2 separate regions of the Homo sapiens genome follow, and region 1 is linked to region 2. Evidence: read pairs that join two places in POLR2A ChIA-PET (ENCODE). Cell type or tissue: A673. All regions are shown on one strand. Links, peaks and the distances in the headings refer to the core of each region. The heading gives the core; the rest is flanking DNA. Region 1 has its middle 70 kb from the start of FAM13C. Region 2 has its middle 4.7 kb from the start of FAM13C.

Region 1 (2,924 bases), core at 136-2,635, 65 kb after region 2:
AAAATGATTGATTTCATGATTGTACACATAACTCTAAGTGTTATTTATTAGGTAAACTGTTAATCTCCAGAAAGGCAGTTGCTAGGATTCTTGCATTCCACTATCCCTTTAGAGTAAGAGTGAGCAAACCATTATAAAACTCTTATTTTTGTAGAGTGGTTTTTACATTTTTAAATAGTTGAAAAACTCAACAGAAGAATAATATTTGAAGGCATAGAAAATTATATGAAAACCAAATTTCAGTGTCCATAAATAAAGTTTTATTTGAGAGCAGCTACACTTTATATATTGCCTATGACTGCTTTCTTACTACAGTGGTCAAGGTGGGTAGTTGTGACAGACCCTATAGCTCATAAATCTTGAAATATTTAATATTGGCCCTTCATAGAAAAAATTTGCCAATCCTCTGTTATAATAAGAGCCATCGTTCGTGGAATTATTTTTACTGCTGTTTTAAACAGTATTAGTTGGAACTCTCTTGTCTGTAAGTGACAGAAACTCAACTCAAATATATATAAATATAGCTTAAACAAAAGACGATTTATTGGTTCGTGTAGCTTAAAAGTAAATCTGGTAGCAAGCATGATCAGATTCAAGGATAGGCTCTTGACCCAATCAGAACCAAAGTGATCTTTTCCCTATCTGATAGGCAAATCCTAAGAGAAAGACGCTGACTAGACCCTTGTGTTGGTGATGTTAATCCAGCATGTCTCAGTCCTGGAGTTACCCCAAGTGGTGGCAAAGATGGCCTCTGGCCACTTTAAGTTACCAGTGGAAAGAGCCCACCTCTTTTCAAGTTGTTGCATTAAATGTCTCAAGGCTAACCCTTACTTTTCTAGATTGAGTGAGGTTCCAGTTACCACCAAGCATAATACCTGGACTGCATGTTGTGGGGGATGTTTGTGCAAAGGAAAATTAGGAAGAAGGAGAAATGACTGTCAAGCTGGCAAATCCAGCAGATGGCCACTCTAGTAAGAAAACAAGGTATTAGTTCTTCGCTTTCAATAGGTAAGAATACCTAATATGAAAAAGTTAAATGATTTATTTAAAATTACCTAGATGGAGAACACAAGCTGTGTAATTCTACCACACCATGATGACTTTCTAAACAGTAGTTATTGAGGTCCCCAAGTGTATATTTATCAGCCTGATGGACTGTTTCTGAATGTTCCACAAATTAGCTTTCTCTGATGTCGTGTAAATACTCTTGTTAACTACACTGCCCAATACTCAAATCCGTCTTTGTCAAAATAACTTCAGACATTTACCAAGGCCCAAGGAAGAGAAACTTAGATAATAGATTAGTTTTGTGCAGAGGAAGGGAGCAAGGAAGTGGAGCAAAGTTTTTGAGCAGAAAGTGTCACCCAGTGAGAGAGCCACCATGTCCATAGGACCCGTGTGTGTGTGTGTGTGTGTATGAGAGAGACAGAGAGACAGAGGGGGAAAGAGAGAGAGAGAAAGGGAGGAAGGAAGGAAGGAAGGAAGGAAGGAAGGAAGGAAGGAAGGAAGGAAGAGGAGAGGAGGAGAGGAGATGCTTGGCTTTTGAGAGGTAGGGGTAAATGTACACTAGAAGGGGGCTTGAGAAGAGCTGCTGGAAGACAATTTCTGCCTATTTCACAATTTTGCCCCATCAGGATCCTGGAACACTTCCCGGGTGTAGACTGGTCTTTATCCAGAGTATAAACTGGGAGTAGAATCAATATGCTAGGCATTTCCATTTGCATTAGGCAAACAATAAGATGATTTCTTAATAGATTTCTGAGGATAATGAAAGTGCACAGCTCAGCAAAGATGACTCACTTGGTGAGTTGGTTGTTTAATGCTGTCTCTTTATAAGTCATCACTCAAATCAAATTTCAGGTTATGCCAGTGTTTGGGGCCTCATCTCAGCTCAACTCAGGAAGAATTGTTGGTTCAACCCACTGGCCACTTGCCAAGTTTATCCTTTACCTTGGGAGAAGGTACTTGTCATCTATATGCATAGAACACGACAATCTTGGGAGCTAACGCCAAAAGAAATAAAAAATTGTCATCTCTGTGGTTTTATATTCAGTTTCTAGATAAGCAAAATGCCTTAGAGCCTTCACTGTGATTTCAATCCAATTCCCAAACATTTAAAACAGCAGAGATATAATAAAGCAGACATTTAGCTAAACAGTGAGCTCAATTATGCTTTGCACAGACAACACGAACTAAATGTTAAATAAATGCCAATATTTATCAATATTTATCAGTGTTTTCCATTTCCAGACTCCAGAATTTCAACTTCCCATAAATTCCTTAGGAGTAAAAGTATAACCATAATCAGAGCTTCTATTAATATTAATTTAGTTCTTGTGTATTTGAACTTTGACATTTCTTGAAAGAATATAATTCTTTTAAATCTGAGAAAAACCTTCAGGATCTATTAGACAAAGGTAAGTCTGGCACATTAAAATTGTAAACAGAGGTAAATCATGCTACAGTTCTATATCAAATTCTTTAGCCATTCGCAGCCTCTTGTGTTAGTAGCTCCAGATTGATGGAGGAATTAGACTCTTTGAGAAAAGGAAATGTAATCAACATAGATTACTGTAATATGTTGGGGGGAAAATGATGTGTTTTTTTCTCTTTACTCTTTGCGTGTTATTTCCTCTCAAACTTAATAGTGGTGCACCCCCAGGCAGGTTAAAGAAAATGATTTCTTTGTCAATTGTCAGCTGTGATGAAACCAGCAAGGGGTTGGCAAAATAAGAGGGAATGTGAGCTCAAGACTTAATTAAGATGGAGGCTGAGCAGAGGCTGCTGAGAGGAGGAGAAAGAGGGCCTCCAGGATTCATTTTGCCATTCAGGAGCAATGTCATAAGAAAGAAGAGTTTGCACTGGGTACTGAGGAGCATTTGGGGATTCAAAATATGTGTGCGCAATAAGGATCAATTGTCCTT
Region 2 (2,924 bases), core at 133-2,632:
ATGCTCATTTTTCTATCAGTGCTCTAAAACCAATATCTGAATATCAGATCTAATACCAATAGTTTAGTTTAATTGTAAAATTGTTAATTCTAATGTATTGACTTGACTATATGCAAAATATAAAGCAACAGTGTAGAGGTCAAGAAAGAAATTTCCAGATTTGCCAAGACTCAAGACCCACCGCTTACTAATAGTTTAAACATGAACAACCTCTTTTGCCTCAATTTTCTCATCTGTAAAATAAAGATAATAATGACCTATTTTATGGGTTCTTATGAAGATTAAATTAAATGACATGCCTGACAAATTTAAAAAATAGTAAATAAATGCTGCTAATTATCCTTATTTTCATTAGTATTATTATAATAAATAAGAATATATAAACAAAGCTTGAGACAAGATGAACAATGCCACTGTGCTTGAAGAGGAGGCTTACAGATGATATTTTCTTTCTACTTCCTATGATGGCGCAGTGTTTACACAGCTTTTTTTTTTTTTAAGAACAATAAAATTTAAAACTTTACTAAATGCGGATGGGCTGCTCCGGATGAAATGGGTTTCATCCAGATTGGCTTTGTGCTCAGTTTACAACTCTTCAATTTAAAATACTTGCGCATCCCTGGAGGAACAGACAATTCTGAGAAATCACTTTCTGCAAGATGCTGGGGCAAGAAGCCAGAATCTTTACAATGCCAGGAAATCAACAGAGGCCTGCTCTATTGGCCTGGACAGAGTGACTTGTAGCTTCCTGTCAGTACCCTTGGGAATGACCAGGCTTCCTTGTGAAAGAGAGGACTCTTGCCTGAAGAGATAATTTTTTTTCCACAAAAAAAGAAAAAAAAAAAAACTTCTTCCCATCCCTGTCCCCTAATCTATTTCTTCACCAGCTCCAATGAGGACAGCATATCAAGAGTCCTTATTATCTGAGTGGTCAGTAACTGAGCTCCTGAAGATTCAAAGGTGCCCAGGGAAGCAAAGCTGTGATACCAAAAACATGTACTAGCGACAGACTGTTTGTGATATTGGTCTTCATCCAAACAACCCTCCCCAATTAATGCTAGTGTACATCAAGTCCATCTTTGGCAATCTCTCTCTGATTTATCTGACAATAAAATGCAGATGCAATGTAAATTGATTGATAAGTGAAATTTCAATTTTTTACAAAAGAGTCAGGATTTCTTGAAGCCAGTGGAAGTGATATTGCAGAACAGCTTGAATCACATTAAAAACCAGTGACAAGTGAGGTATTGGCAGTAACAACCAAAGAATAAAAATTGACAAGAATGCTGAGATGCCAATTCCAAAAGGAATTAATCAATTATCAAAGGATTAAGAGTGGCCCTTGGAAAAATTTATGGAGCCCTTAATTAATTTTGTAATTTCCCTTTTTATAATAATGTAATGAGTATCAAATGTGATGTGAAGATTATCACTTTGAGCTATTAATGTTTTTGAGAAAAATATGTATAACCCCTCCAATAGGTAAAATTTAGTCTCTATGATTTTTAAGAATTGGTTCACTATTTGAATTATACCCAGAATATAAAATAGTAATATTTCTATAATTTCTTTACCATTTACCATGGCCTCTCAGGCCCTATGTGCTCTGGCCCTGGAGACAACTGAACTTATCTCCAAAACACTGGCCTCTCTCCTGTTATTATAACAGGTGCACCTGATCCTGCCCTAGGACGTTTGCACCTGGGAACACCACCTGTAATATGCACAAACGTCCTCCCCTGGGGAAAACTAACTCCCTAAGTTAGTTTCTCCTATCATTCTATTCTGCTTTATCTTCTTCATAGGATCTGTCCCTACCATATATTTAATAGCTATTTGTCTATTTGTTGTATACTTTCCCCCCTCCACTAAAATGTAAGCCACGCTTGTGCAACCTGGGGCCCGGGACTGCTCTGAATCCAGCCCAACACAAATTGGTAGACTTTCTTAAAACATTGAGATTTTTTGTGATTTTTTTTAGCTCATTTGCTATCATTAGTGTTCGTGTATTTTATTTGTGGCCCAACACAATTCTTCTTCCAATGTGACCCAGGGAAGCCAAAAGATTGGACACCCCTGGTTAAGCTCTTTGAGTAAAAAGACTTTTGGGCCTCATTCACTAGTATATCCCCATGGTCAACAATAGTGTCTACCAAGGTAGCTATGCAATAAATATTTGCAGAATAAAATTAATGAGTGAATATTTAGTTTCACTTTCAAGATAATACTTCATTCACCCCCTTTTTTTGTTTCTATTATCTAGGAAATGTTAGCTCCTGATTAAGGGACTCATTGTAAGTGAGGTTTTTCCAAGACACTTTACCTTCAGGTAATGCACTCCTATATCAGACATTCCTTCCTTTCCTTTGCAGGGATAACAGATAGATCTCCTGCTGTTGTGCCAACCTGATTGATGATACTGGCTGCACAGAATGTTGTCTATTTCTGAGGTGTGGTCCCAGTCCAGCCAGAAAGGGTACTGGGATTGACTGTTCAGCAATGTTTGCAGTGGAAGCAGAATGTGGGCATGTTGGTGGAATTGCCAACCTAGAACACCCTATTAAAAGAAAAAATTTTCTTGGGAAAAGCACAGTTGGTTGTCAACACCTTGGTTTGAATTAATTTTCAGATAATCAAATACATCCTTGCTACTGATGTGATTCTTTAGAACCTTGGGAGTTATCTAGTTTAATTATTATTTTTTATTTTTATTTTTGAGACAGAGTCTTGCTCTGTCGCCAGGCTGGAGTCCAGTGGCAAGATCTCGGCTCATTGCAACCTCCAACTCCCTGGTTCAAGCGATTCTCCTGCCTCAGCCCACCGAGTATCTGGAATTACAGGCACATGCCAACGTGCTCAGCTAATTTTTGTATTTTTAGTAGAGATGGGGTTTCACCATGTTGGCCAGGATAGTCTCGATCTCC

Evidence for each region. Peaks named below come from ENCODE experiments on the same cell type or tissue, not always from the same donor. Only the 100,000 strongest peaks of a DNase experiment are listed, where the experiment ranks them.
Region 1: POLR2A ChIA-PET joins it to region 2 with 10 read pairs; 4 of 35 experiments call an interaction of 5 or more read pairs at or near these places.

What each region holds. Positions count from the first base shown.
Region 1 is chr10:59,430,895-59,433,818 of GRCh38, forward strand. No RefSeq gene overlaps it. Among named protein-coding and RNA genes, the nearest start is that of FAM13C, 70 kb to the left of the region's middle. In A673, for the core only: no CTCF peak of the experiment used is centred there; a DNase peak (open chromatin) is centred at 1,547; H3K4me3 peaks cover 654 bases; H3K27ac peaks cover 2,500 bases.
Region 2 is chr10:59,365,798-59,368,721 of GRCh38, forward strand. No RefSeq gene overlaps it. Among named protein-coding and RNA genes, the nearest start is that of FAM13C, 4.7 kb to the left of the region's middle. In A673, for the core only: no CTCF peak of the experiment used is centred there; no DNase peak of the experiment used is centred there.